2 separate regions of the Homo sapiens genome follow, and region 2 is linked to region 1. The links are chromatin contacts, found by Hi-C or POLR2A ChIA-PET in ENCODE. All regions are on one chromosome and are shown on one strand. The core of a region is the stretch at or near the end of the contact, and the rest is flanking DNA. Distances in the headings are between cores, read along the strand shown.

What was found. A loop is a pair of places that touch in the nucleus more often than their neighbours do. ChIA-PET counts read pairs that join two places held with the same protein, here RNA polymerase II (POLR2A). Pooled maps may share reads with other maps.
Region 2: a pooled map of heart left ventricle shows a loop between it and region 1 (5-fold over the local background). The contact joins two enhancer-like sites. A Hi-C loop is called at or near these places in 2 of 168 maps with a recorded cell type or tissue (dorsolateral prefrontal cortex and prostate gland) and 2 of 50 pooled maps. POLR2A ChIA-PET finds 5 or more read pairs at or near these places in 4 of 52 experiments (CD4-positive, alpha-beta T cell, Caco-2, activated B cell and 1 more).

Annotation. Positions count from the first base shown.
Region 1 is chr3:72,244,303-72,247,098 of GRCh38, reverse strand. No RefSeq gene overlaps it. Among named protein-coding and RNA genes, the nearest start is that of LINC00870, 94 kb to the right of the region's middle. Within about 2 kb of position 1,423, at least 9 of the 41 ENCODE cell types and tissues checked have a DNase peak (open chromatin) inside an H3K27ac peak, as active enhancers do; they include dorsolateral prefrontal cortex, where a contact is called at or near this core.
Region 2 is chr3:72,288,026-72,290,821 of GRCh38, reverse strand. The region is part of intron 5 of LOC105377158 (a long non-coding RNA gene); the gene reads left to right. Among named protein-coding and RNA genes, the nearest start is that of LINC00870, 140 kb to the right of the region's middle. RefSeq lists a cis regulatory region at 759-1,995. Within about 2 kb of position 1,446, at least 5 of the 41 ENCODE cell types and tissues checked have a DNase peak (open chromatin) inside an H3K27ac peak, as active enhancers do; they include dorsolateral prefrontal cortex, where a contact is called at or near this core.

The DNA.
Region 1 (2,796 bases), core at 174-2,673:
GACTCCACACAGCATGGCATCTCTCAGAGTTTGGGGACCGACATTTCATAAGGGACCTCACCCTGCTTCCCAGCATCTCTCCCTTCGAGTCTGTATATTCATCCAAAGGCAGTCTGTATTCCAAGAGGGAAATCTGCCTCCTGCTCACCCTACAAGCTGGCTCTGCCCCAAGGGTGAGGTTCAGTGTGCGGCAGCCAAGGGCCTGCAGTCAATGGGGACAGAAAGGGAGCCTGTGCCATGCTCGGGCCAGGGCAATGGAGGCTTGAGCAGGCAAGGTCCCGGCTTTTGCGCAGGCTGCCTGTAGAAAGGGGGAGAAAGCATGCCTGCAAAGCTGGCTGGGCCTTGGCCAACCTGTCCAAACCTCTCAGGAGGTTTGTTGCTTGAACTGCAGTATCTGAGGCCTGCAAATGGGCCTCACCAGAGGCTTGAGATATTTTTATGAGTTTTTATTTCTAACATCCATTCGCCTCTGGCTCCCTTGCCAGTTGACACGGGTCAGACTCTCTTGTGACATGACTCTTCACGGCACCAAAGGCCCAAGCCTTGCACTGTAACCCCTTGGTGGAAGAGATTGCTATGGTTATGATTTTATTTTCAGTAAGTGTTCATGAATAATCTATTCCACTTACCAACACTTATCAGATCCCAGGCACTGTGCTAAGGACTTAACATACCTTCTCTCATTTTTCCCTACATAATTCCCTACTCATCCTTTGGATCTTAATTGTCCCTTCCTTGGGGAACATCTTCCTTGACTTGGTCACCCCTGCTCCCCCCATGCCCTTATTATGTGCTCTGATTGCACCACAAACCTTCTGCTTGAAGTACCTATCTATCTCTGTTGACATTTTACTTTTATTCGTGTCATTTTTTTAATTCACGTCTGTCTCCCATGCTGGAAGAAAAGTTGGTGGCCCATGCTCACCACCACATCCCACACCTAACACAGGGCCTGCCTGGCACATGGGAGACACTCACTAAAATGCATATGCAAAGAAACAATGATGGACTATCTTTCTCAGAACCCTACAGAGTATATTTTACACTAAGACTCGGAGAGGTTAAACAGCCGGCCCAGGGTCACATAGCTGGTAAAGGTAGAGGTAAGATTTAAATGTGTGTTCATCTGGCCTCAAAGCCAGGACTTCACTAGTGTGCTCTGCAGCCTTCTAGCGTTCAAGGGTATTTTCTCTCTTCCCCTGCCTGGTCCCACCTGTGAAGGGCAGAGGGGTCCTGCCCCAATCTCTGGCCCTCTCGTTTCACCTCCTGCCCCTCTCACTAGGGTCCTGACTTCCGCCCTCTGACCCTTCCAGCTGTGAATCCTGTCCCTTGCAAATGCGTCTGTTGCCATTCAGCAGTCTCTTGGCTGGCAGTGCAGGTCTCCATCTGCTGTAATGGCATGGTGCCTGCTCACAAGATGGCATGCTATTTTTACCCAGCTTAGGTGCCAAGCCGGCCAGATGTTTTTCAGCAGCAAAGGGAGGTTGAGCATTGCTGGGGTGTGGAGGGATGCTTCCAAATGTCAGCTCCTCAGTGGGGCTGGGGCAAGGGATGGCTCTGGGACAGGCAAAAGAAGCGCTCTGCCTGGAAGTGGGCACCTCCAAGAAGTGTCATTCCTGGCATCTGTCTGGGGCTCTGGCAGTGTGCCAGGAACTGGCTGCTGGTTCTGAACTCTTGCCGGGCTGGGATGAGTCTACTGCAGGAAGGAAATGCTCTGGGTCAGCGTTCCCAGTGAGTGCACGTGCTTCTTCCTCCCACTGGGGCCCTGGAGTCGCTGGACCCAGATGGTGACACCTGGAGGGCTTCCATGGCTGAACTGGCTGCTTGGAAAATTCCAAGTTTGGCTGGCGGCTCTGGTCTGGAGGAAATGGAGGAGCTGGCTGGATCAGGCTGAGTCCAGGCATTTGCTGTGATCATTTTTCCCTCAGAGCAGATGGAGCCAGAGGTCTGGCGATCTTAATCCCTGCTCTCTCCTTCCTGTGGGGGGTGACCCTCAGTTGAGAAATACCCCCCCAAATGACAGCTAGATGCAGGGGTGTGCGGCATAGCCCCGCTGGCCCAGCTCCCTGTTTTCCTAACTTCTCCACTCCTGTGTGACCTTGAGCAAGTCACATCCTCTCTGAACCTCAGTTTCCTCATCTGTAAAACATCCAGAGCCCCTCCCTGCCAGATCTGGGAGCCTGTATTGCAGTGAGTTGCAGGGAATCAGTTGTTGCCAAGCTTTGCTGACCTTTCCCCAAAACCAGCCATCCTCAGACCTGCCATGGGAGACGAGCAAACTCTGCTCTTCTGCCCTGATGTGTTCAAGTTCCATATCTAGATGCAAATCCCATTTCCTCCCCCAAGGAAACATTTCAGAAACCTCAGACCCCCTACAAGAGGCTGCCTCCAAGTCCAGGCTTCCGGACAAAAGACCCCCTTCTCCATGAAGGATGGGAGTGCATGTGGAGAGAGAGGAAATGTTTGCAGCTGTGGCAACCCGGCTGAGATAATCAGACTTCAGGGAGGGGTTCTTGAGGCCTAATTGAACACAGCAGTCTGGCAGTGCTGGGTACAGCCCAGGAGACGTCAGCCCTGGATGGGCAAGGAGGCCAGGGCTTCTCAAACTTGAATGTGCATCTGAGCCACCTGTGCATCTCATTCCAAGGCAGATGATTCAGTCGGTGCAGGTGGGGCCTTTGCATCTATGCGGTGGGCAGAATAACAGCCCCTCAAAGATTTCGCTTCCTAATCCCCAGGACCTGTGAATATGTTGGTTTACATGGTTAAGGGACGTTAAGTTTGCAGATGGAATTA
Region 2 (2,796 bases), core at 197-2,696, 44 kb before region 1:
ACCTCTGAGTGTACGAACAACCTTAGCGATGACTTCTGTTTCTGTTAGACTGTGAACTCCTTGAAGACAAGAGCACATCTGAATTACCTTTGAATAATCAATAACTAGCACAGGGCCTGGTATGTTGCTGATGTTCAGTAAACATTTATTTACATGAGTAAGTGATAGAATGAAAAAAAACACATTTTTTTTTTCTATCAAGTAAAATTTACTCATGACCATTTTGGGCTATCAGGACCTCTTTTTTTTTTTTTTTTTTTTTTTTTTTTTTTTTTTTTTGAGATAGGGTCTTGCTCTGTCGCCCAGGCTAGAGTGCAGTGACATGATCACGGCTCACTGCAACCTTGACCTTCAGGGCTCAAGTGATCCTCCTACCTCAGCCTCCCAAGTAGCTGAGACCGCAGGGGCATGCCGCTATGCCCGCTAATTGTTAAAATTTTGTAGAAACGGGGTCTCACCATGTTGGCAAGGCTGATCTCAAACCCCTGGGCTCAAGCGATCTTCCCGCCTTGGCTTCTCAAAGTGTTGGAAATATAGGTGTAAGCCACTGAGCCTAGCCTGTCTTTATCATTTTAAGTGAGTGCCCCCTCAGATAGAGAAACCAAAGTCAGTTTTTAAACCCTTGCTTTTTTAACTCTAATCCTCCTGGCACCATCACCACCCCTTAAACCTCCCATTCCAGAATATTCCAGAATGTACCAGGCTGTTCTTAGCTGTAGGGTCTTTGCACTTTTGATTCTCCCTGCTAACTCCTGTTCATTCTTTCCATTTCCTCGTGGATGTACCATTCTCCTTCCCTGACTGCCAGGCTAGATTTGGCTTTCCCCTTCTGTTCTTCCACAGTAGGCCATGCACACACCTACTTAACTTGCCTCCTCCCTCTGAACTGTAGGCTGCTTGAGGGAAGGGAGTGGGGCTTTCCTCACCTTATCTAGGACCTCGCACGGGTCCTGTAGTTCCTACAAGTTTGCCAATACGTCCTGAGCATTGTAACTCCTGGGGAGTTGCTGGGAAGTGCCAGTGGCTAAGTGATAGCTCCTAGCTCTATCTCTAGTTTTTAGCAGTTAAAAGACAATCTTGTCCAAGAATGAGAAGACCACACAAAATGCAGGTGGAGGAGACCAGTCTGGGGAAGCCACTTCCGGGCACCCAGGAACGCCTTGCTGGCTGTACCTCGGCTGGGGCAGGAGCCCGCACGAGAGTTACTTGCCCTTCAGCTTCCATGTTAGACAGGTTGGTTCTCAGCCAGGCTGAGCCCCAGGCACAGAAATAACTACCTGCTCAGACTGGTGGTTCCACCCCCCATCTCCTGCAATATTTTTTCAACAGGAGGAAGTGAAATGAATTAATTATGAGCCGTGTGTGTTCACATGCATGCGTTCTGTTGCCGAGCTCCCGTTCTTGAAATGTGCAATCCCAATTGCAAATGAAACGCTCCCATCCTACCCCGTGCTCCAGAGGGTTTTCATAACAGCGCCTTTGTGGGCTCCCTTGAATGTCTGCCATGCCAAGGAGGCCGCACATTCCTCCGGCGGCTGCCTCGCTGGGCTTTGAGGAAATCTGCTGGCGGCAGCCCCAGTTTGCAGGAGGTGGGAGGGCATGTCGGAAACGTTGCTCTTAATCTGCCCATCTCCCCTTGAGCCCCCAGCAGCCCAGGGAGGAGGGGTTCAGATAAAGCCACATGCAGCAGGCAGATTAAGAGCTGCTGTTTTTATCGCTGCTTTCAGAGTCTCATGTCACATGGGCATTAGCAAGCAGGGGCGAGCAGGGGGGCACGCAGGGATGGGGGAGAAGGGCTGGCACCGCCCACCCCAGCAGCCGTCATGGCCCTGCCTGGAATCACTCGTGGGCAGCTGTAGCAAGGAGTGAAAGACAAAAATGATCCTGAATTGTGGCCTGGAAATATGAGCTTTGTATAGAGGCTCGTGGTGTTTAATGTTCAGAATATTAAATGTAACTGTGATGATAATGACAGCAACTGACATTCACTGTACGCTTACTAAATATTTTTCATATATTATTTAAATTGATCTTCATCATAAGTCTGTGGTGCAGGCACTGCTCTGATTCCCATTTTTCAGGGGGAGCCTTAAAGGAGGTCAGGAATGTGTGGGGGTCTCATGGTAGTCAGCAGTGGAGGTGGGACTTGAACTCGAGGAGCCTGGCTTAGGAGCCTGCGCATTGGCTTTCTCCTCCTTAAAGCCAGGGTGGGCTACAGCAGACAATACTGTTTAGAAGAGCACATGATGGACTTCAGCCTGTCACAGAGCTGTGTTCAGCTTCCAGCTCTGCAGCTTCCTACCTGGGGGCTCTCAAGAGGGTCGCTTCACCTCTCAGGGCCTCAATTTCCTCTGTGTGATACCTGGAGAAGCACACCTGTCTCACAGCTGCTGTCACGATTGAAGAATATAACACATATAAGGTGCCTGGTGGGCATCAAATTGCATCCCTCCAAAAAGATATGTTGAAGCCTTAACCCCCAGTTCCTGAGAATGGGACTTTATTTGGAAATAGGATTGTTGCAGATGTAATTAGTTGAGGTCACTGGGTGAGATGGGCCCTTTCCAATGTGGTTGGTGTTCTTAAAGGGGGAAATTGGGACACAGAGCCAGATACACACAGAGCTAAGACTCAGAGAAGATGGGCCTGTGAGGGCAGAGGTAAGTTATGTGGCCACAAGCCAAGGAACACCGATGATTGTTAAGAACTGCCTTGGCAAGGTGGATTCTTTCCCAGAGCCTTCAGAGGGAGCACAGCCCAGCTGAAGCCTTGATTTTGGACTAGCCTCCAGGACTG